3 separate regions of the Mus musculus genome follow, and regions 2 and 3 are each linked to region 1. Evidence: chromatin loops called from intact Hi-C (ENCODE). Cell type or tissue: left cerebral cortex. All regions are shown on one strand.

Region 1 (8,000 bases):
GCCCAGGTTCCCCACAGTCATGAAATAAGAACACGGCATTACCTGCATATTTTTTTGGGGGGGGGGTTATAGCAGTATTTGCTTGATTCCAGAGTTATCATTATTTATAATTTTACAGAAACCATATTTCTCTCAGGGTTAGATACATAACTTAGCAGCCTGTCTATAAGCATTTCATAAATATCTCTAAACCACTTAAGAAAATTCACAGTATATATCAATATAACAACCGGATTACCAGCTAGAGAAAAAGTAGGAATAGTTTTACAATGCTGCAGGACAGGAAGAGAAGAAACATAGAATGATTTTCCTTTGTAAATAGATAAGGCACTCTTAAAAATATGTGTAAATAATTAGAAGATGTCACAGTAGTTAGACTATTCCCTCCATATTTAGATATTTTGCCCAGAACCCTTTTTAACCTGCAGGAATTTCTTCTCAAGAATTCTGTTTTTCCAGCGAAGCTTTGCCAAGCCCACAGTTTCTGTTCACAAGCGTTATAAATACTTTTAATGTCAAGCTCTAATCCTGAGCAAGATGACAATTTTACATCTCTAATCATGAGTCAGACGGAGGCATTTCACACGCCTGTGAGGCAGCAGTGGGTGTCCAAGCTGTTTAGACCACTGATCCTTCAGCGTTTATCTTCTTATGGAAATTTTGAAAAGCATAAAAATGCCACAAAAGTTGACCTTTGTGTCTTGTGCTGTGATCCCTCACCTCGGATCTGACAATCATCCACGGGAAAGATGACGCTGTGAATTACCAGAGGCTTGAAAAAGATTCAAAACATGATGAGTCTCTAAACCCTTTTCCTGGTTTCATGATGAGAAAGACAAGAGGGCATGCTTCCAGGAGAATTTTCACAGTACCCCTAAAGTGTCAGTGCTTTAATTAGGACAATATTTCAAGTGTCACTGGATAAGATGACTAAATAAAGCTGGAGGATAAGCTGGTGGAGGTGAGAAAGTCCTTGAAGGCACTTTAAACTCTGCAGAGAATCCAGAGACATCTATTCCGCATCATAGGAGAGAACAACAGTTCACTGTGATTTACACCTCCAGCCCTCAGTGTAATCCAACGCTGGCTTGTTTGTCCTCATGAACGGAATTTGTTTTGTGTCCAATATTCCTGTTGGTGGTGCATGGTTTTTAATGCACAGTGGGATCTTTTCCTCACGATCATCTTTTAATTCTATATCTTACTTCGAATTTACGTCTAGCCCAAAGATGAGGAAGACATACACTGTCTGTTCCTCTGGAATATTTTCTCCATTTTATTCTCCCTGTTCCTCCAGCAGACCAAGTCTCACGTGATCTATGGGGACTCAGCTTAAATCATCTCCATAAAGTCTTTTCATGTGCTCTCTCTCTCTCTCTCTCTCTCTCTCTCTCTCTCTCTCACACACACACACACACACACACACACACACTCACACACACACACACTCACACACTTTTTCACATCCTACCTTTTGTCTACTGATGAGCTTCTACAAGGATGCTCTAAGCATCTAGTTTGATATTATTTAAAGCTTGGGCTCAGGAGTCAGGATCCCTTATCATTAGCAGTGCAGCCAGCTCTCTGACTTTCAGATGTTTACTAATGTCACTGTATTCACCTTTTTCATCTAATGGATAGACATGACGAGGGATGCTTTGTGGGTTTACCTGTGTGACAGTCTCTTGGTGCAAAGGAACAACTTGAGTGGTGCTTTGCTGAGTGAATAGGAGTGAATGGTTTTTCTGTTGGACCCATTGTTATTTTCCTTGAAGACAGAGATATTTTTTTTGGTCTGGTCCATTGCAGAGCCAGAGAAAATGTTTAACGAGCAAACATTTTTTTTTCTACTCTTACTCAGCAGCAATGAAGATCATTTTATTAATTTTTGAGGGAGTCATTTTAAATTAAAAAGAAAACAGAATCCCCAAAGCAAAACCCTTTCCTCTGCTTTTAGTAAACATGGTAATAAAATGGATATCTTCACAGAAGGAAGATGCCCCAGTTAAATAACTACATCTTGAGTTAAACTCAATTCAAGGAAAGCCTTGAAAGATTTTGTAAAAAAAAAAAAAAAAAAAAAAAAAAAAGTACTGCATTGGCTGAGGTCTGGTTTCTGGGCTCTTGCAATGAGATATTGATTTGATTTTAATGGCTAGTGCTTTCTAAAGGACCACAAATAGTCACAATAAACTATATAGATAATTTGCTCAACAATTTGCATTCTTTTCTATTTGGGTTCTGCTGCATAAATCAGTGGTCTCTTGTTATTGTGATAGACTGCTGTCAGTAATAGGCAAACTTATTATAGAAGCTGTTTCTAAGCTAATGCTTCTTCTCCTAGTTTAGATGTGGACATAGAGACATATATGTTTGGGGACATGTTTGTTTCCCAACAAAAGAAAAACAAAAGGTAAATAAGATTTTCTTTAGGCTTGTTATTTATTATTATTTATTATTATTATTTATTATTTGAAGTTATGATTCTATTAAGCCTCCTTTATATCCACCTGGCTTCAAAAGGCATGGTAGTGATAAAATTTACTGTCACTTCTATTTACAAAATGCTTTGCAATTTGCAAAGTGCTTCACTGGTAGGCAACAGCCAATTCATTTATCCTGGCACATTTCAGTGTGTTCAAGTCCAGCCAACGAGATTCCCTGATGATTGTTTTGGATTTATTTAGACTACATCTCTCCAATGTGACATGGTCAGACTGTAAAGTAAGTTATTGAGAAGGCTCTCCGATTCAACATGACAGGGAGTTGCTCTATTTTGAGATATCCACAGAAAAAGAGCCTCTACCACCCTCATCTAAGGGCTAATTGTGACTCTTGAGCAGTTTAAACAAACATAATGTATTTTTTGGACTGATTTGGTGATTTTTCATGAATCAACTGAAATAATTATTGTATATAATTTTATTAAAATCCAGCAACAAACATCACAGTATTCACATTAGGTATCCATACTATTTGGACTCTATTACTTTGAATTTATAGTTGCCCTCTTATATTTAGATTCCACTAGAAACCACTTCAAGTTGGTTTTTATTTTTTAATAAGGAAGGGTATATATTATTTATTTTCACATATAATATTGCCTTTGATTCTTATATAACGACCATGAAGAAGTTTCATTACTAACCAAATTTTAACTACTCATATTTCTATTTTCCTGCAAGTGGTTAGGCACTTTATGAAAAGCTTGAGGCTAAGAGATAACTGTGTTTGGGATTCTGTGTTCTGTAGCTCTGGCTCCTGCTTTGTATAATCGATCCCAAATGCAGGCTTATGCAAGCAGGCATCCTGGAGCCTATGCCAGGACGTCTCTCCAGCACTGATTAATTTCTGTGCCTAAAAGCCATGTGTTCATTGTGGATGATAAGCTTGTTGCACAAACACAAGTTTGCCACACTGAGTAAGTCTGGCATTACTTCTGTACAAATCCCAGTGACTGAGGAAATTTGCCAAAAGGAAGGAAAAATTCCTCCCAATTTAGGCAGAATCAAATGTGTGTGGAAATCTGTAGAATTTTACATACTAAAAAGAGAAAACATATGTTTATAAAGCTGGTTGGAAATGTATTTAACTCAATATGTCGCACCATGAAAACCCAGATTCGAGCCTTTGGGAGTGGCATAGACAAGCCCAGAATAGAAGGTACACACTAACATACAGGTAACCACTAAACTGCAAAAAGTCAAGGTGTGTCAACATACTCTTCTATTAATCCTGTCCAAAATCCTCACACAGAGAGAAATAATGGTTTTGTTAAGTGATGTATCTACATGGGATTTCCCCTGTGTCTGTAATTATGGAAGCCTGAGAATTTCAAGATCAATGTCTTCCGATAGAAAAAAGACAAAGAAAAAGGAAATAAGAGAAAACAAAGCAAAATCTCAAGTATGAGAAGTCCAGGAACATTCCATCAGTTAAGCAATTACCTAGAGAATGGTTTTACTTTTGATCTTCCTGTTCTGCTTTCTCTTGTTCTTCTTATAGTCAGTTCCTCCCCCTCCCTATACCCTCCCCTCCCCTCCCCTCTCCTCTCCTCTCCTCTCCTCTCCTCTCCTCTCCTCTCCTCTCCTCTCCTCTCCTCTCTTCTCTTCTCTTCTCTTCTCTTCTCTCTCCTTCATTTTCTCTTATTATTATTTTTTTTGGTATGGAACAAAGTTCATTTTTTTTCTCCCAAAAGTGCTATATCCAGGCTTTTGGAAGCAGGTGAAGTGAAGCCATGCATCTTTGGCCCAATTAGAAACACAGTGTTTGCCTCTGGAAAGGAATCTGGGATCCATTCCTGGGTTCTCCCACCTGGTGTAGAAATTTTCTTGGCAATATCTCTAACAGATGGCCATGGAGCCTCTGCTGGGAAACCCAGTCTGGGAAACTTCGCACATACCCACTACCACCACCACTACTGTGAGTGAGGAGGTGTGCTTTACCCTACATATATTGCTATGAAGCTCTTTTTTTGTGTCCTTGCTCTTTGGAGCATCAAAGGACAGATACGTCCTTTTCCACTACATAGTTCTGAAAACAAGCAGAAGAGACTTCCCAAGATTCCTACTGTGACCCAACGTCAGACTCATGTGCTGTCTACTCCCTATGCCGAATGTCTTCTGGGAGCTTCTGCTGCCTAGTTATTGTCCTCCCAGAAACAAGTTGTTCCTGATTTGCCTAGAATTCAGTTTACAGATGGCAACTGGTTAGTTCATGCAGTAGCGAAACAATCCTTTCCTGTACTGAGTTTAAGCAACATTTCTCTTAGTCTGACCCAAGATTGAACTGCAGTCCACCAGCTCCAGAAGCATTACTTATGAGAATCATATTCACAGAACCCTCTCAACTATTTAAAAAATTGACTATTTTTATTCCATTATAGTTAATTATTGCCTATTACTTAATGGGAGAATCACATAGTAAAATTGATAGCAATGATAAACAGAAGTATATGTAACTAGAAATGCTTCATGCCTTTGGTCCTAGCACTTAGAAGACATAAGTAGAAGATTGATGCTTCGAAAGTAGCCTGGTCTACTCAGGGACTTTCAGGCATCTATAGAGACAGCAAGGTTCTGCATCTCTGGGATGATGGTAACCTAATTGTGGTGGGTGATCTTGATGTATTTACATGTACTTTATTGAGTAATTTTGCATCTCTGTTTATCGTGGGGATTGGCCTATCACTTTATTTTTTGTTGAAGTTTTTTTTTTTCCTAGTTTAGATATTAGTGTAATGTTGGCTGCATAAAAAATTATTTGGAAGCATTCCTTCGTTTTGTATTTTATAGAATAATTTGGGAGTCAATAGTTTTAACTCTTCATGAAATTCTGCCATGAGTCCATGTGGGATGACTGAGTTCTTTTGAGGTAGGATGTTCTTTATTACTGCTTCAATGTCATTGTTTCTGACAGATCTGGTTTATCACGCCGACTGGCTCCTAAGAACAGCGGGACTCTCACTTGCACCATCAGTATCACACTGTTGAGGGTCACTCTGTGAAAAAAGTCCTTTCTACTCTACATCGCAGGCTTTTGGTAGTTTCCTTTGCTACCTCCTGAGAATCTAGGGAAAAGGTTTTGGCTCTAGGAGCCTGTTATGGTTTGAATATGAAATGTATCCTATGAGCTCATATGTTGAGCTCTTGATCCAAGCTAATAGCACTGTTTTAATTTGTCTGAAAACACTTGAAAAGTGGCACTTAGTTGAAGAAAGTGGGTTAGTGGAGGCTCTATATCTTTCCTTCATCCCTTACAGTAATCTCTTCCCTCTGTTTCATGATAAATATAAATTGAGACTCTCCTTTTCCTCCTTGTATTATAATGTTCTACTGAAGTTCATAGGAATTTGGGATCATGGAATAAACCCTTTAAAACTGTGAGCCAAATAGCTGTGGTCTCCTTTCATTTGTTTCTGTTCAGCATTACAATACAGCTATTAACTAATACAATCATTCCTAAAATAATATTTTTTTCTTTTCTTTTCTTTTCTTTTCTTTTCTTTTCTTTTCTTTTCTTTTCTTTTCTTTTCTTTTCTTTTCTTTTCTTTCTTTCTTTCTTTCTTTCTTTCTTTCTTTCTTTCTTTCTTTCTTTCTTTCTTTCTTTTTTTTTTTTTGAGACAGGGTTTCTCTGTGTAGCCCTGGCTGTCCTAGAACTCATTCTGTAGACCAGGCTGGCCTCGAACTCAGAAAGCCACCTGCCTCTGCCTCCCAAGTGCTGGAATTAAAGGCGTATGCCACCACTGCCGGCAATAATGTTTTTCTGAATATACTTTTATCCTCTTTTCTTAGACCCTCAAAATGGGTCTGCTGGTCTCTCTATCTGGAGTAGGTTGAAGAAAGTATGATTCTCATCTGCTGCTTGGAATTTTAGCTGCTAGAACTAGACATGTAGGTATAAGGTCAGATAAGGAACAGTAACAACAATGGGAAAAAGAACATTTACAAAGAACGCTCCTCATTTCCTTCCCAGTTTTCACCATCACCATGACCCTCACTGCTTCATGGGTAACTTTAACCACATACGTAATTGGATAGATATTTATTGTGAGCATTCATATAGAGATATGATTTATGGTCTGATCTAATTAATACAAATATTAATACTGATATATCTACTCCCAAACTGTCTTTGCTGTCAGAAGTAGCTTTATTTTCTATTTTAAATCCTCTTACATGAAAGTACATACTTTAATAAGAGCAATAATGATTAATTTTATTATTTGAACATGAGAACGATGGAGCATAAGACCAAAAGTAGCGATGGAAAGAGAATGAATATAAATTCGACGCTATGCTTATTAATATACTGGAATCTGGCTTATATCAATGACTGATTTTTTAAATTGTTTATTGAGAAATGAAAACGATGCAAATTATTTGATTGATTAGGCTTAGATAATGCTAAATTGATGTAGAATACAATAAAGCAGGGAACAAAACTGGATAAAGAAAATTTTAAAATGAGGGCACATTCTTTGAAAAGGATAACTATACTTAGCAAAATCCAATGAGAGCACTGTAGATTTTAGACAGCTAAGCTACTTGTAAGTGGATGCTTAGGTCTGGTGTTTAGGCAAGTTGGATGAACAGAATCAAGCAAAAATGACTTGAAAGATGAAAACCAGTCTTTTTTTTTCCTGGCAATAAATTGATATTTTTAAAAGAATCTCATAACCAATGAGGAAGCATTTTGTAAAAATTACATTTGAATGTTCAGTGTTTCATTTGTTTTTTTTTCTTAAACTCATTGTCACCATTTTCTTTTATCTTCTTTTTAAAATTCAAAAGGAAATATGAAGACTTTAATGTTTTAAAATATCAACAATAAGTATACATATTTATTGAAAATACAGTTTTCCTACAATATGTTCTGATCATAATTTCCCCTCCTCCAACTCCTCCCAGATCCTTCCTACCTCCCCACCCTCTCAACTCCATATCCTTTCTTTTTTTTTTGAGTTTGCATATATATCATTTTTATTAGACATTTCTTCATTTACATTTCAAATGCTATAGGAGGAACAACAATATGAACTAACCAATACCCCCAGAGCTCATGTCTCTAGCTGCATATGTAGCATAGGATGGCCTAGTCGGCCATCAATGGGAAGAGAGGCCCTTGGTCTTGTGAAGATCATATGCTCCAGTACAGGGAATGCCAGGGCCAGGAAGCAGGAGTGGGTGGGTTGGGGAGCAGGGCGGGGGGAGTGTATAGGGGACTTTTGGAGAGGAAACCAAGAAAACCAGTCTTTTGATGTGATTGGTTAAAATTCAGGCAGAGGTTATGGATCATTCAAGAGACATTTCCTAAGAAAATATGGAGATGGTGGAAGAAGGGTCTCAAAACACTACATTAAAAAAAAGTATTTTAATTATTATTATTATTTTATTTTAGTGTTAGTGTGTGTGTGTGTGTGTGTGTGTGTGTGTGTGTGTGTGTATGGTGTGCAGACTACATCTGTAGATCTTACTCAGTTACTCTTCACCAATTCCTAT
Region 2 (8,000 bases), 170 kb after region 1:
AACTTTAGTAATTGTGACTGCAGGGCCCATTTCATGAGCCTGTACTCTAGGGGTGGCGACTCTGAGTCACAGCTGTATGGGGAATTTCTCCTTCTCATGTGGCGTCTGTCATGATTTTGACACGATGAAACCCTCTTTACACAACTGAAGAATTCTCACTCCAATATTATTCTGGAAATTCAACACACAGATCTTCCTTTATAAAGTCATTTGAGATAATGTATAAATTTGTAAATTTGATATGTGTGCTCTAATAGCACTTCTTTAAGGACTTATTAAGGATATAATTTCTTTAGTATTATTTAATTTTTTGAGTGTATTTTTGTAGGTGTATTTTGTGAGGACACAGCAACTGGTCATAGTGAAGACCACTTCCAGTGCTTCCAGAAGTCTGTGACAGTGCAGAACATTGAATCACACATACATTATGTTTTACATTCAAACAGATGTCGAGCAAAGCACCACTCTATCCATGGCCACATCATTATGTGGCCACAGCATTTTATGCAGCTTGGTCTTATAATCCAGGTATTCAGAAAACGTTTTATTCTAGGTCCCATTTTTCCCCTCAGAACTGGAAGTCAATTAATAATAATGAAATAAAAAATACCAATGATTTGTATGGAGGGCTAGCCATGCAGGTAGACATCACATAAAGTATTTTATATGGTGTAACCTAATGACTCCATGAAAATACTGGATGGTTGAGACTACTGATTTTATTTTACTGATGAAGTTGTTGGCAAACTTAAGATCGAATTTCTGAATACTGTTTGAACCCAGATTGTGTGACATCATAAGCTGCATTCCAATCTGGCATATCTAACTATATTCCAATTTATTGGTTACTTCAAAAGTAAACTATGAATTGTAGATGTTGTCTCTGAGAGGCTAGAGACTTGAAGAAGGGGATCCACTGAATATGTGAGATTTGACAGCGTAGCTTGGTTTTCTAAGTTTATCCTTGGGTATAAATAGAATTTCATCAATTAAGTCTCCTCCATCTGACAGCTGCAGCAGAGGCACCATGAGGAGGCTTTGCAGGCACAGTGACTGTCCTCTTCCTGGATGCTCACAGCACGGTACACACTAAAGTGTGCAGAGAAATGCAGGCAGATTCCACGGTCTCCTGGTGCTCATGCCTCTTCCACAAACGTGTCATTTTTTTTTCAAATATCTTATTTCTATCACCCTCATCCTCCACAATGCTGTATGCTGTAACTGTTGTGAGGAATTTGGACCCCTCTGTCTCCATTATGAGACATAGAATAATGAAAGAATTTATTTGGTCATTTGTCTTAATATCTAAATAGTAGAACTCAAACATGCAAAATGCAAGTTCTGAAGTTAGAGCAATGGATTTCTGTGATGGGGTGGGATGCATGGTTTTTTAAATGAGTCAGGCATTGGTTTTTTTTTTTTTTTAACCCCACACACTGGAATAGATATACTGAATGACTTTCTATGTTCAAAAGCAGTGGTCTAATCCTTCAGCCCCATTATAAGTACACAAAACCGTGAGTTAAATAATGTTATGTGAGTTCAATTATAACTAGGATCAAGGGAATCAGAACATAGCCAGGAACTAGAATTGAATGACTGAAGCAGACAATCTCTCCAGTAGGTAAACAGAAGATAAATTCTATGGCAAATACCCAGAAGTTTCAAGTTAAAACAAGTCCAGTGTGCAAGTAATGGAGAATGAAAAGGAGTACAAGGAGCCAGAGACAAAGGAAATTGAAAGGAAATCTAGAGCCATCCTAAATAAAAAGCCACACATTTGCAGATATAAGAGGTGTCAATATTGAGTTCCCCAGTACCTAGTACACTGAGTAGAACTGTGACATTCTCAGGAGTTACCAAGAACTACAAGTGCCTATATGTTGACATTTTTATTGTTCATTTTCCATCTACTATGAAGTGGTTTTTATTTTATATTTTCTCATAATTTTGAAGAAAATATAAGAGTCATCAATTGCTAGACTTGCTAAAATGTTAGACCTCTCTTCATTTACTAGCTGATTGTTCTATGAGCTTGCATCCAGCATACAACTGTTCTGAGCCTTCTGTATCCATGTTAGCATGCTGTTGATAACTCCTGGGTAACCAGGGAGAAAGGCAGAGAAAAAGCCATATACTGGCTTGAGGGTGTTCATTTGACCAGCAACCTGATATCTAACACAATAGAACCAACACAGATGTAGCCTTCATCAGTAGAAATGAGCTCAAATAAGAATTCTTATCACAGTTGCGAATGGGTAGATCATATCCTGAGTGTTACAGTCATTCAAACTGATAACATATCCTTTTAGAAAAAGGATATTAACAAATTGGTTTGTATTAGGTACTTGAAAGAAGAAATCCTGTTTTGCATATTGTTATCTCTTACAAAACACATGGTCTACACATAATAAAAGCTTGCAGAATGAAGCAGTGAAAGAGGGATGATAACACTATGGAACAGTAAGCAAAGGTTTGGAAAATAATAAGTGAAACATTTTTTTTTTCTGAAATCATCTGTATTACTCCAGTATAGCCATGAGAAACTGACAGATGATTTTGTTATGTTTAGTGTGTGTGTGTGTGTGTGTATGTGTGTGTGTGTGTGTGTGTGTGTGTGTGTGTGTGTGTGTGTCATGGAATGCCTGTAGAGGCCAGAGGACAATCTGTGGGACTTCATTTTTTCCTTTTACTCTATGGGTCTTGAGGATGGATTTCTGGCCATTAGCCTTGGCAGGTGCCTTTGTCTTCTGAGACATCTTGCTGGCCCCAAATGATGGACATTGTGACAATGAAACTTAATCTCACCATCAACAGAATTGTACAACGGTTATTCTGTTGTGTGTAGGGTAGAGTATGGGTAGTGATGAAGCTATATAGAAATATGTTTGGCACAAGGTAAAAGCCTGCTTGTCAGAGCTGGAAGAAGAGACTGCAGTTGACATGTTATATGGGAGTCGGCAGCAAATAAATATTTGTCATTCCCTGTCTGAATCATCTAGGACATTATGATAATTGACCCTAAAGCATGAAAGTAACTGTAAACCTAAAACCTCGTGCTAAACTACCAATGGCATGGGATTTCATAGGATCTTAGAAGTAACATATGCAACACACACACACACACACACACACACACACACACACACACACACACAAGCTGATCTTTCCCCTAGGAACTTTGTATTTTGCTGAGCAGATAGGAAGTTTCTTACCATGTGCTTATCTTCAGATGAGAATTAAACAATGTAGTTTCTTGCAATAAATAGTGTATTGGGGAGGGGGTAAAAATATAAAGGTAAATTTAAGCAGTGATGGAATTTAGCTGGGATACAGGATGTGTGCAAAAGCTAATTGAAACACAGGTGCCAAATTCTGCTTGGTGTCTTCACATTCCCTATCACAATGCCTGTCCTTTTATGTTAGCTACATACCCATAACCCTGTCTGAGAATTCAACCGTCTCTAAACAGCTGCTTAGTTCTCAGCAATTTCTCAGTTGCTTGCTGAACATACCGTTTCACAGTTGAGTCACCCCACAAATGTATATAGAGTAAGAAGGGAGATGTATTCCTGGAAGAGTGGAAGAGTTAGTTCCATGCTGTGTTCTTTTGGTCACAAGAACTCAAAATCTATCTCAGAGCTTTTACATTTAGTGTTCAGTGTAAGAAATAATTATTTATGTACCATTTCTAATTTCCTTGGCTATCTGTGATTTTAGCACTTATAAGAAGCAATAGTACATCTACTTTTATCTATATATCTGACAACCACATTGGAAGTATCACTACAAGAAAGTTAATTTCATAAAAGATACCATCACATTTGCAATCATGATCTGAGAACTTTCTGCTCTACTAGATCCATCACATTGCATTGTAATAACATTCCTTTAAGAGGTGGATGATAGTTTGATGACAGTTGGCATATGATAGCTCATCTAATAACAGCTGTGCTCCAAAAATATTCCTACAACTCCTATTCAATAAGTAAATACATTGAGACTTAAAGGAATCTAAATGCATATGGTAGAGTCACTTTCTCTCAACCTTTTGTAAAAATTATTTACCTCTAAGAAAATGCAAGTCTTGTATCAGTTTATGCAACAGTATAAAAAAACAAGGAACAAAGCCAGCAACAGTTTAACATGCAGAAACTTTGGTAATGAAATCAAGAATGTCAGTGAAACTTTCTAATTGCTGCCTGTTTGTTAGGAAGGAGTCAGGCAGGAGTTGCTTCCCAGGGGAATCCATTCAATTCAACCATTACAAAATCGACTGTTCATATCCAGACTGGTTGGGAGGAACAGGAGAGCACCTATACAGAAGAAAGGCAGAATAGGGTGGAGATAGTGTTTGTAGAAGGCAGAGAACCCGAAGCTGTATATAGAAAATATGTGCAGATGCCCACAGTGAGGAAAGACAGAAACTGGGGTAATGTTCTGTGGCAGAAGAGGGTTATATAAAAGAGTTTGGCTTTCTTTTTTTTTTTTTTTCTCCCTAAGAAGTACAAGAAGAACATCTTAACTTGTGCACAGCTTTTCACTTCTAAGATTCCATGCTATACTGGGCAGAAATGAACAGGTCCAAAGGGATGCAACCTGACATGTGTGTGTGTGTGTGTGTGTGTGTGTGTGTGGTGTGTGTGTGTGGGTGTGTGTGTTGTGAAGAGAGATGTAGGGAAAAGAGGTATGTGACTCAACTAAAGCAGTAGCTGTGCAAATGTGGAGGGATTTTGAGAAATGTTAATGAGGTAGCGTCGACAGGATTTCTGGGTTACACGAAGGAAGCAGAGCGTAGGTGGTGGTGTGGGTGGGGGCAAGGTTGCTGCTTCAGCAAATGAGCTTTGGGAAAGAACAAATCCTAGTGCTGACTAAGGAGAGTCTCTCAGGGGGTGCTTGAGGCTGGGTGCCATGACTCGGAACACTTATGCTTTGTATGGATGAGACGTTTCTCCAGCACCACCTATGTGGTGTAGGCAAAGCTATCTCCCTACAGTCATTAGAAGGAGATGGGAAACTGATTTGAAGTAATGAAGAGAATGGTTTGTTGAGTTCTAGCATTTAAACCCAGGAGAGAAGGAAGAGAAGAAGAGAGAAGCTGCTAAGACAGTAATGAAGGTGGTGGCAGTGAAGGTCCGTGCACTATTGAAGGATGCAGACAATTGGACACGAGAGAGAAGAGTGGGGGAGTCCGAGCAGGAGAGGCAACATTTTAATTCAGGCTTTCAAGAAGCTTTGGAGCTATGACTGGTGATAACAATTCACCCAGATTTGGAAGTCTAAAGTGAAACAAAGACAAACATCATAGACAAGGAAGAGCAGAGACTGAGTGGCTGAAGTACTAGGACAGAAGACATGAAAGCCACCTAAGATGCTGGGAAGACTCACAATTCAGATTTGGAGGGCACAGCAGCCACAGAAGTCAATGGAGGGAGCAGGATGCCATGGAGCCTGGCAGGTGAGAGGCTCTTCACCATTGGGTAAGAAACAAGAAGCATCTTCTGGGAAGGTGCAGAATTCTACCACCTGCTTCTCAAACGGGAGGTTCCTGGGCAGATTTCACTTGAGATCACTGTGTGGAAAGTGGTACCCAGGAGAAAGTGAGGAGATAGATAAGATTGAGAAGGACAGGGAGACCCAGGTGAAGATCTGAAAACTGTCACCCTTGGGAAGAAAAAATATACTGCTGGCAGAAACTAAATGTGATGAATGGTGATGGGAAGTCTAGACATGAATGGGTTGGTTGAAGACTTTAAAGAGGAAATGCTGAGCTTCAGTGAATGGAGAGTACAAACTAAATTGAATCAATACAGTTTTTCCAGAGTCGACTTTTTCCAGAGTCGACTTTAAACGAATAATGATAGAATCTAAGGTGTGAATGATTCAGAGTAGGTATAACCACTTCCCCCCAAAGATAGAATACAAATCTAGCTTGGGTACTGAGAGAGGTGACAGTGCAGAACACAAGAGAAAACAGAATTTGGAGCAGCGCCTCCCTTCTCCCAGAGTTGTTTAAAGGCAGTTTCTAAATGCTACAGAGGATTTCCCATGTGACCAGGGCACACATACAATGAGAGCATATGTGCTGCTCCTCTCATCATGGTGACCAGGAACACACTGTGTGTTCAATCTCAGCAGTTGAATGAGCTCTCTTTTTAGACTAAGACATGAGCCGTGTGAAACACGAATGGGCGACTCTCCAGCCACTGGACTGTGATCCTCAGATCCCCCATGCCTGCAAGGTGAAGAATCTGCAAGTGGAAGGTGCCCTTATATTAACCGAAAGGATGTCCAGGGGGTTGTTAGTAAGAACTGGTGAGACATTGACAAAAAGAAGTGACGAAGAGGAAATAAAGCACAGAAAAAAGAGTTTGAAAATATATAACCATGGGAATTGCTGACATACACTGTCTCTGTCCACTGGAAACCTGAGCAATATGCTGGCAGCACATAGGAGACAATGTAAACTTCAGTTCTTGGGAAACTGATTAATGTAGAAATGTTGACTAGTAGACAAAGAGATAATCTGAAGATTGATATAAGCCACATGGGGCCAAAGGGCAAAGACAATCCACTGAGTCCTTAAGTTTATCACATGTGAGATGCAGATCATGCATTCTGGTTCTGCCAACCTTATTAGGTCAGACTTAAACAGACTTTAGAACTTACCCTATTGTTCATAAGTTATTGTGAAGGAAGGAAGGTTCTGAATGGAGAGATTCAATGGGATTTAAAAACAGAGAAACAAACACTAGTGGGCCAAGAAGATGACCCATGTGTACTTGCTGCACGAACATAAGGATCTGAATTTGGATCCTCAGAAACACTAAAAAGCCAGACATGACAGGGCACTCATGTAATCTCAGAACTATGGGGTATAGACACGATGGTTCTTAACTTCTCCACCTAGGTAGTTTATCCCAAATGGCAATCAGGAGGTTCAATGAAAGACCGTCTCAAATTAAAAAGTAAAGAAGCAACTAAGATATCCCAACATTAATTTCTGGTCTGGCCAGTTAAATGTGTTCAAGTATACCACCACAAACAGGCACCCCTAATCACCACACACTAATTAATGGGCCAGTTAAAGCCTAAAATATATCCTTTCCTGAGATAGTCTTGAATTTTAGAAAACATCCCTGTTCTGACTCGTGACCGTCATTTAATGTTTCCAACGGAACATTTGACTGCCTGAAAATCTACAAGCATCTACCATGTTCTTTATTCAACCTACAAATCAGTCTACAGCTGTAATAGTTTATTAACATAGAGAAAAGTTGCAGGAGGCACTACAGTTTACTTCTCAGGACGCTTTTATACTTATGACCTTGTGACACCTCAGCAACCATTCTTTCTTTTCAGAAGCCAAAGATGTGCTTCCATAATGTTCTAACTGATAAGAAACAAAGAGACACAGTATTTGTTCTTCCATGATTTTCTCACGTTAGACCATAGGAAAAGATAAGCAAAGTAAGGCTAGAGTGACTAAGGATGAGCAGAGCAGCAATCTGACATTTACAGAGGGGGAACACAGCGGGGAAAGATATATGAGGATTAGAAAGCACAGAGGTAACAGCTGTATCCATCGAACAGAGGGACAGGGCAGGGAATAACCAAGGAAAATTAGCAGGGTGAACAAGATTGAGTGGCATGTAGATGCCACCACAGTTTCTTGTTAAGCTTATAGTGTATCTATTCTCCCCTAAAACGGAGTGAGAGCTGGTAAATCAGTAAATCAGGCACAGTGGCACAGGCCTGAAATCCCAGCACTCGGCAGAAGGATCCACAGTCTATCATCCTCAGCAACATAGCAAAGCTCCAGGTCAGACTGAGCTACAAAACTAAGATTACAACAACAAGAAGAAAGTGAAAGCAAAGAAAGTGATGTGCTAGGACATCAATGGAAGGCCGGGGTAGCAGGAGCCCCCCAGACAAAGTGGACAAAACAAATAATCGACCAACAGACCAACAGCAACAGAACCATTGGAAAAGGTAATTGT
Region 3 (8,000 bases), 90 kb after region 1:
CACGAACATACAAGCAACATTAAAGGCATTCAGGAGAGAGATAAACAATAATAATTACAGAAGGAGAGGTCATGGGTTTGAGAGCCGGGTAGGAGAGTACAATGTATGTACAATGTATGTATGTTTAGTATATATGAGGGATAAATATCATAGTATGTTCCAAGATGCTTAAAATTTTGTCTTAACAATGTTATAGTATACATAAGACTTTCAACCCAAAATTCTATTGTAGAAAATATAAAAATTATAAGGTTGACTTAGCAGGGCAATAGAAAAAGTATCAGAATGGCATGGAGACAAGGTTTCTCCCACCAAAGGATTAGTGGGTGATAATATGAAAAAGTTAATTTTTTTGTCTTAAGAATGAGATACAGTATTTTTACCTGTGTTATCATTGATTAAAATGGAAATGAAGCTTATTCATTTCGATGTTTTGTGTTATTTATCAACATATACTCTGTCTGTTAATCTGCTAAATGATATTAAAATGCAACTTTTACTTCGTAACATGAATTGTAGAAGATAATCCAAAATCTGCTTTAGGTCTTTGCAATACTTACTTAATCCCACTAATTAATGAATAGCATTGGTACTGATGCTAAGTACACTTTCTCCCACCAGAACTGTTAGAGACCAAATAAGTATTGTTTTTGTTTTGTTTTGTTTTTGTTTTTTTGTTTTGTTTTGTTTTGTTTTTTTAAAAGGCAAAGAAGAGCTGAGGAAACATTTATTCCAAGAAGTGTTAGGGAGCAAAGCCCTTGTTCTGTGAGAAGCATTCTGTTTACACAGTTTGATATTGATGCAATCAATGGTCACATGGTTTGTTTCTCTCTTATGTATTGTTAACTTTTGGTCACACAGACATGGAACACATTTCTGCTCCCCACCCCCCAACCCCCTTCAATCTGATTTCCCTTTGAACCAAGACATTGTGAGTCAGAGTGGGTGCCCATCCTTCTGTCCTTCCTCACCAGCTCCTGCATCTAACTGCAGCTGCAGGTGCAGTGGGAATGGCCACAGGGAGGAGCAAAGGCCCTGTTTCTCTTTGTTCCAAAATACCTTCTGAAGCCCTGGGAGGAGCAGATCCTCAAATGGTGTCACAGGCTGTGGGGGTGGAAGCAGAGAATGATGGAAACCCAAAGAAAATAGGGCATGTTCTCTTCCACAGGGGATTTCTAATCTAGGAGAGACAGAGGAAGCTGACGAGACTCACCTGCTACCTACAAGGCTGGACAGATGTGGGGCCAATCGCCAAGGCTAAGGCTTTAGGAGGAAGGTTGGCCAAAATGGAGCAAAATAAGCATGGTGGATCTCTGGGACCACTTCCCTAAATACCCTCTGCTCATCCCTTTCCCACTGTTTCCTCCCTCTCCTTCATGATGCCAGACTCATCCTTGCAGGACTCTGGGCCACCATATTTTTCTCAGTAAAGAACGGCCATCAATGGGAGGAGAGGCCCTTGGTCTTGTGAAGATCATATGCCTCGGTACAGGGGAATGCCAGGGCCAGGAAGCAGGAGTGGGTAGGTTGGGGAGCAGGGCGGGAGGAGGGTATAGGGGACTTTCAGGATAGCATTTGAAATGTAAAGGAAGAAAATATCTAATAAAAAAAAAGTGAAAAAAAAAGAACACGATAGTGGTGTTAAGCCACTGCTCTATGACTTTGATTTCAGTGTGTGAAGGTTCAGAAAACAGTAAGAAGAATCACACACTCATTTACCCACACAGACTTGACATGTTATTTAAAATAAAATGTGTCGAAAATATTCTCGAAGAAATGTGAGTTTTTCTCATTTAGGAAACTGTCGTTCAAAATGGTAGACTTTGCCAGCGATGCATTATATAATATTTTGAATTAAAAAAAAATTCCACACTGAAAACATACTATAGTTTCAAGCTGTTCCTTTTAGATCCATGGGTATTATCATAGAGATGTTAAAAAACAAAACAAGCAAAACACATTACCACCACCACCAACAAAACAGCCAATGGCAGGAGAGTGAATGTAGCTGAAACAGCACTCTGATTCTCCAGTCAGTGCACATAGAATTCATGAATTCTCTCAATGTGAAAAACATCAGGATTATGCACAAGCCTACTGCAGGGTAAACATGCTGGCTGTTTTGGCTGCCTGTCAAACGTAATACTATTCTTAGTGATTCTGGGACAAGCTTCCAGTCCATGTCAGCCACACTGCCGTTTCCTTCTTCAAAACACAATGTAAACACCACTTACCCTAGAAAAGTGCCATGACTAACAGGGAAAAGAGTGGTAGCCACGATTTCACTAGGATCTGAGCTTTCCCACCTCTCGCAGCTCACGTTTTAGTTATTATTCACACGGTGTTCCTCCTGACACAGTGGAAAGGGGGTCTGGATACGCATAAGCCCATTGAAACCAGAGAATGCTTACGTTTGTTATCGGACATTCGTTGTTAATGTCATCATTGTTATTGTGGTTTGCTTGGTTGGTTTGGTTTACCGAGACAGGGTTTCTCTGTGGAACAGAGCCCTATCTGTCCTGGATTTGCTTTATAGACCAGGCTGGCCTTGAACTCATAGAGACTCATCTGCCTCTGCTTCCAAAGAGCTGTGATTAAAGGCATGCACCACCATGCTCAGCTTGGTTTTTAAGCTTTAAAATCATATCTCTGTGAGTCAGGAAGCACACTGACTCCTGCACTGAATTCAACAGCACTCTGAGGAGCATGAGGGCTGTAGGCTTACGTTTTGCCTGGGTTTTCTCCTTTTGGAGAAAGTGCAACTCCTTTATAGTAAAATGCATGGGCCTAGAGCTACAGCATGAGACATGTATTACACTGAGAACCCCGATCAAACATCCAATCAGAGGCAACCCCGTGAAACAAAAGAGAAAATGGACCACGGGCCACAGAGCTGCCTGTGATTTCACAGCTGTATCTGTGTCTTTCTCTCTGTTTTTAAGAAGCAGGAACTGTGTAGCTGGCTTTTTAAATTTTGTTCTTGTGGTGTTCATTCCCCCAGCCCCTGAAGTTGGCAGGCTGCTAGTTTAATAGCACTAAATTAGTTAATTCATTGCTGTGAATTAAAAATGCGAATCAAATTTGCAGAGGAATTGAGGCTTGTTATAACCCTGATAGAAAATTCTGGAATGAAAGCTGCTGCTCTCAAGAAGCTGAGCAAAACCAAACAGTGTCCCCTATAGGGAGAATTTTCCAGGGTGTATATGCCTTCCATTGGGAGATGAGGAGAGCATGTGCCACCATGTTACTTTGGGTTGTAGCTGAAGGACACACCTGATGGGAGGTAAGAGGGAGCTGCATTTGTGAGTAGTGTGAAATGTTTATGTTGCCCTGGAGGACCATGGCAACTAGGATGAGAATAAATGGGATCAGGAGTTGTGCCCAGAGTAAGTAATTCACACACAAGTGAAATTCCCTCCGAGTATATGGAAAATTCAGGCAGCACAGTTTGAAAATAACTGGATAGAGATTAAGACACTCAGTTTACTTAGGAGTATATTTATTATGGGTCTGTCTCAGTGTACATGGCCCATGAAGGAAAAAAAAAAAAAAAAAACCTTACCCATCAATGTAATACATTGCTCTTTCTAGAATAAAAAAAAAAAAGTGCTTTTCTATGGAAAATGCAAATGAGTAGATTTTGTTTTATAGGCATGGCTTTAATGGTTACTATCATTTGAGGCACAGAAATGTACAGCAGATAGGTATCATCTCTCTTCTGGCTAACATCTCTAGAATAGAGATTGCTCTGGCTGTGTGGAGCCCAGAGAGTTGAATTCACCTCCAAAAGATCCAACTTGTGAGACTTCCCACTCTTCAGTGACACAAATAACACCTGCCTCATAGCCTTATGATTCATACCAGAGTCAATGGGGCTATAAAAATCCAATAGTAATGAAGTATACAAAGTGATGGGCAGCAACTATTTTTATTGTTTCTAATCCAAACACAGAATGATTGTTTCCCCAGAGCCTGATTGCAGCCTATTTCTAGAACTCTGAGAAATGACCACAGCGTTATCTCACTAAAACTTGAAGTCCAAGAGCATTGAGAAGATTAAAATTTTCACTAAATGATGGAATAGCAATTCAGATGAGGGGACACGAAAAACTGACTTGAGTCAGCAAAGATTCGTGTCTCTGAAGCACTAATTTAGAGTCCCAATAGAAAGCAAGTTGGAAAGAAAGAAGTTTGTGTCTGAAACCAGAGCAAGCTCCTAAGTGCTTGAAATAAAACCATTTCTTGTTTACAACCTTGGGCAACCACAGCAATAAAAGTGTATAATAGAATGCGCCATCCTCTGGTGCTCCTTCTCCTTTTTCTCTGATGCCCTTCCCTTTCCTTTGACTTCAGTTTAAAAATCACTTAAATATGTAAGTGTTTCTTTTTTGCATGCAGACTCTGTTGGTTTTACTAATTTTCACAGTTCTGGGGATTGAAGGCAGGGCCCTGTGCATACTAAGCAAGAGGTCTCTCATTGAGTTGAACCCACAACTCTTTCACCTCCATTTTTTCCAAACACTCTTTGACTTCACGTCTTTCTGGAAGCCCAAACTTTGTACTCATCAACACAGAGCAGTAACCTACACCTTTCCCTAAGAGACAAGTTTGGTGGTAACTGAGCCCAGTGTGAAAAATATGACAGAAATGACACTTGTTTTCTTGAACTGCACCATCTGGGCTTGGAAGTAGGCCAGACACAACTGGTTTGCAGTCACCTTCTTCATGCCATGTAGCAAATGCTTGCTGAAATTTGAGCAGTTTATGAAAGGGATAATTGTACATGCCTTTAGTTTCACCATACAGGAGGCAAAGGCAGGCAGATCTCTGTGATTTCAAAACCAGCCTCACTAACATAAGGAGTTATTGGCCATCCAGAGTTACATAGCGAGACCAAACAAACGAACAAACAAACAAACAAACCAAACTTTGAGCAAGTCACGTATAGGCACTGAAGTACAATTTCCATTCATTCATAAACAATGCATGACAAGGAAAGATCACCCAATATAGGATGGCAAATAGGTGAGAACTAATGTTCAAGACTGGTAGAAAGCAAGCTTTTAACTGCGGCATCTTATCGGTAGACCAGGTTTAGTATGAGTTGTTTACTGAGATGAGACTGAAATATGCTTAGCTTGACATATATATATATATATATATATATATAAAGTTTGTAATTACTTAATCTGTGGCACATCTCAAGATGGTAGGGAATAAGCTAGGGGATTTGGCCCCTGAATCTTTGCCCAACCACTGTGTAAATGCATGTATGATGTGTTTACATGATAAGTATTCTCTGAGTTGGAAAGCAAGGGTGGGTTTTCTGTTCCTATAAAGGCTATCAGAGAGGGAATCTTCTGAGGAAGGATTGGTACAACATGACAGCCTGCTACAGAAAGGGAACTTTCAGGCCACACAGCTGGTCTTCTGTAAGCAGCACCCCAACATGAAGAACGCCATGGCTTTAGTGCACCTTTACTTTTAAGGGAGACAATAGCAAAGGTTCTGCTTATCCAGCTATGGGAGGTGCCAGAAAGGGTTAGCTGTTCACTTTGTTAGGGTGACACAACTCTCCTGCAACTTCTATTTATGGATAGCTGTGATGTGTTTGTGGATGGGATACTTAAAGCTTTAGCTTAGCAAACCCTAAAAAAGAAGCCTATCTCATTTTTGGGGGGAGGGGATTGGGCAAGTGATCTGTTGAAACCTTTTTTTTTCTTATCTAATTGGTCTAATAGATATATAGTAAATAAATGTACCATTCACAGATTTTTCACAGAACATAATGCAGTAGGCTCCATGCAGGTACTCATTAAGTAGTCATTATGATTGAATTGATTATAATTTAAAAGGTGGTTCTCATAGGCAAATATAGCACAACAAGAAGTAACATAAAAGAATGAAGATCCCAGTTTGTACTGTTCCCCAAACATAAGAAAACAATTTGAATAATTTTTCATGAGTAAAATCAATTTCTTATTCTCTCATACACTTCTATTCAATGTCATATTTTTAAAAAATCCACTTTCATGTCAAGCATCTAGGTTCCTATGCTGGTATCATCTTTCTTAGGATGTGAATATTGGTAACTAATGTAACTAATATATTCTTAAGCAAGATGTCTGGAGGCTATGACAGTGAATCTCTTTTTAAAATCATACCTGTAGATCCAAGAAAGATTATTTGATAATCTTTAACTTATATTTTATTTCAAAAGAGTGTTCTCTAGAGAAGTTAATCTTTCTGATGGAGTAAGAAATAAAATTTAGCCCCTTGCACATTTTGATTGAACTCAATACTAAAAGCTTGCTTTGGCCATATCACCAATGAAGAATTGTTCTACCTTCCCCAGCAGTTTTCAACTACAAATTAAGAAAATATTAAAATTATGATGCTCAGGATATGATTTATGAATAAGGATAAATTAACTCAGAAATCATAGTTAACAGTCATTGGAGGTGCTATTTTCAATTAAAGAACTCTTCAAAAATCATTCCAGTTGTCAGTTTTACTCACTGAAGGGAAATACCTTGTATCAGGAATAAAGAACATCCTTACTAGTGATAGTGGTTTGGGAGAGGAGGGCAGTCTTAGGACTTCTCTTTCTCATATTTCTGTAGTCAGTCCAGTTGGATGAAGACACAAGTCTTTGTCTTCAATGTCCATTCACTGTCTACCCTATCCATAGTTTATGTGGCTTGCATGAGGTGCCATTGACTGTTTAAAGCCACTCTACAGACACCTTTGCCAGATATCTGTGTCCATGTTATTCTTCCAGGATCATTATAAGAAACTTCGCATTGTTTATGATATAATGCTTTTAAAGCATTAAATGGCAATACTCTAAGGACAAGAAGCATAGCCTATTGATTTTTTTTCCATCTGAGTCCTCGTTTTATTTTATTTTTAAATATTTTTTATTATTACGTATTTTCCTCAATTACATTTAGAATGCTATCCCAAAAGTCCCCCATACCCTCCCCCCGCCCCACTTCCTTACCCACCCATTCCCATTTTTTGGCCCTGGCATTCCCCTGTACTGGAGCATATAAAGTGCAGCTAGATTGCAGCTGAGTTCCACTAGCAAGAGAAGGGTTACAGATCCAGCACCAATAGCTATTGTGAACTAAGAATTTCCACCATCAGCAGCTATACCTTGACAAAGACAGCACCCACTTAAACTCAGTCTGTCTTCATGTATGATTCATGAATGGCCAGTAAAGTGGGAATATTCACCCAAAATGCTCTCAAGATAGATTCAATGGTGGGTCATCTCATTTTTATCCTATTTAGAACTGCATAGGCTTATAGATTGAAGTCTGATTATACACACATTGTTTTTCTTACTCCTCTCATTCTTATTCCACACATACTCTCCTTCCTTCCTTCCTTCCTTCCTTCCTTCCTTCCTTCCTTCCTTCCTTCCTTCCTTCCTTCCTTCCTTCCTTTCTTCCTTCCTTCCTTTCCTTTCTTTTCTATCCATTTATTTATTTGTTTATTTTTTAATTAGGTATTTTATTCATTTACATTTCAAATGCTATCCCAAAAGTCCCCTAGGCTGAGAAAGAAATTAGGGAAACAACACCCTTCATAATAGTCACAAATAATATAAAATATCTTGGCGTGACTCTAAGGAAGTGAAAGATCTGTATGATAAGAACTTCAAGTCTCTGAAGAAAGAAATTAAAGAAGATCTCAGAAGATGGAAAGATCTCTCATGCTCATGGATTGGCAGGATCAATATAGTAAAAATGGCTGTCTTACCAAAAGCAATCTACAGATTCAATGCAATCCCCATCAAAATTCCAACATTCATTTATTTATAAACCACTAGATTCTTTTAATGCTGCCCATATGTGCAAGGGTGTGGGGCCATCAACGGAAGCTTGGGAAGCCTACCCGTGGCCCATAGCCCATAAGAAGAATCATTTTCCCTTCCCTCAACCCCTGAGTTCGTCCACTGTTTTGCTGAATTTGGGTTGGCTTGGTTTGGGACA

The links. Peaks named below come from ENCODE experiments on the same cell type or tissue, not always from the same donor. Only the 100,000 strongest peaks of a DNase experiment are listed, where the experiment ranks them.
Region 2: a loop joins it to region 1, with 14 times the contacts of the local background. A loop is called at or near these places in 2 of 42 quality-filtered maps.
Region 3: a loop joins it to region 1, with 2.7 times the contacts of the local background. A loop is called at or near these places in 3 of 42 quality-filtered maps.

The regions. Positions count from the first base shown.
Region 1 is chr6:36,601,386-36,609,385 of GRCm38, reverse strand. No RefSeq gene overlaps it. Among named protein-coding and RNA genes, the nearest start is that of Mir490, 180 kb to the right of the region's middle. In left cerebral cortex, no CTCF peak of the experiment used is centred here; DNase peaks (open chromatin) are centred at 595, 832, 3,422 and 4,379; H3K27ac peaks cover 912 bases.
Region 2 is chr6:36,434,940-36,442,939 of GRCm38, reverse strand. The region is part of intron 2 of Chrm2 (cholinergic receptor, muscarinic 2, cardiac); the gene reads right to left. Among named protein-coding and RNA genes, the nearest start is that of Mir490, 17 kb to the right of the region's middle. In left cerebral cortex, no CTCF peak of the experiment used is centred here; DNase peaks (open chromatin) are centred at 1,053, 3,485 and 4,773; H3K27ac peaks cover 1,541 bases.
Region 3 is chr6:36,511,564-36,519,563 of GRCm38, reverse strand. The region is part of intron 2 of Chrm2 (cholinergic receptor, muscarinic 2, cardiac); the gene reads right to left. Among named protein-coding and RNA genes, the nearest start is that of Mir490, 94 kb to the right of the region's middle. In left cerebral cortex, no CTCF peak of the experiment used is centred here; DNase peaks (open chromatin) are centred at 2,117, 2,728, 2,800 and 3,919.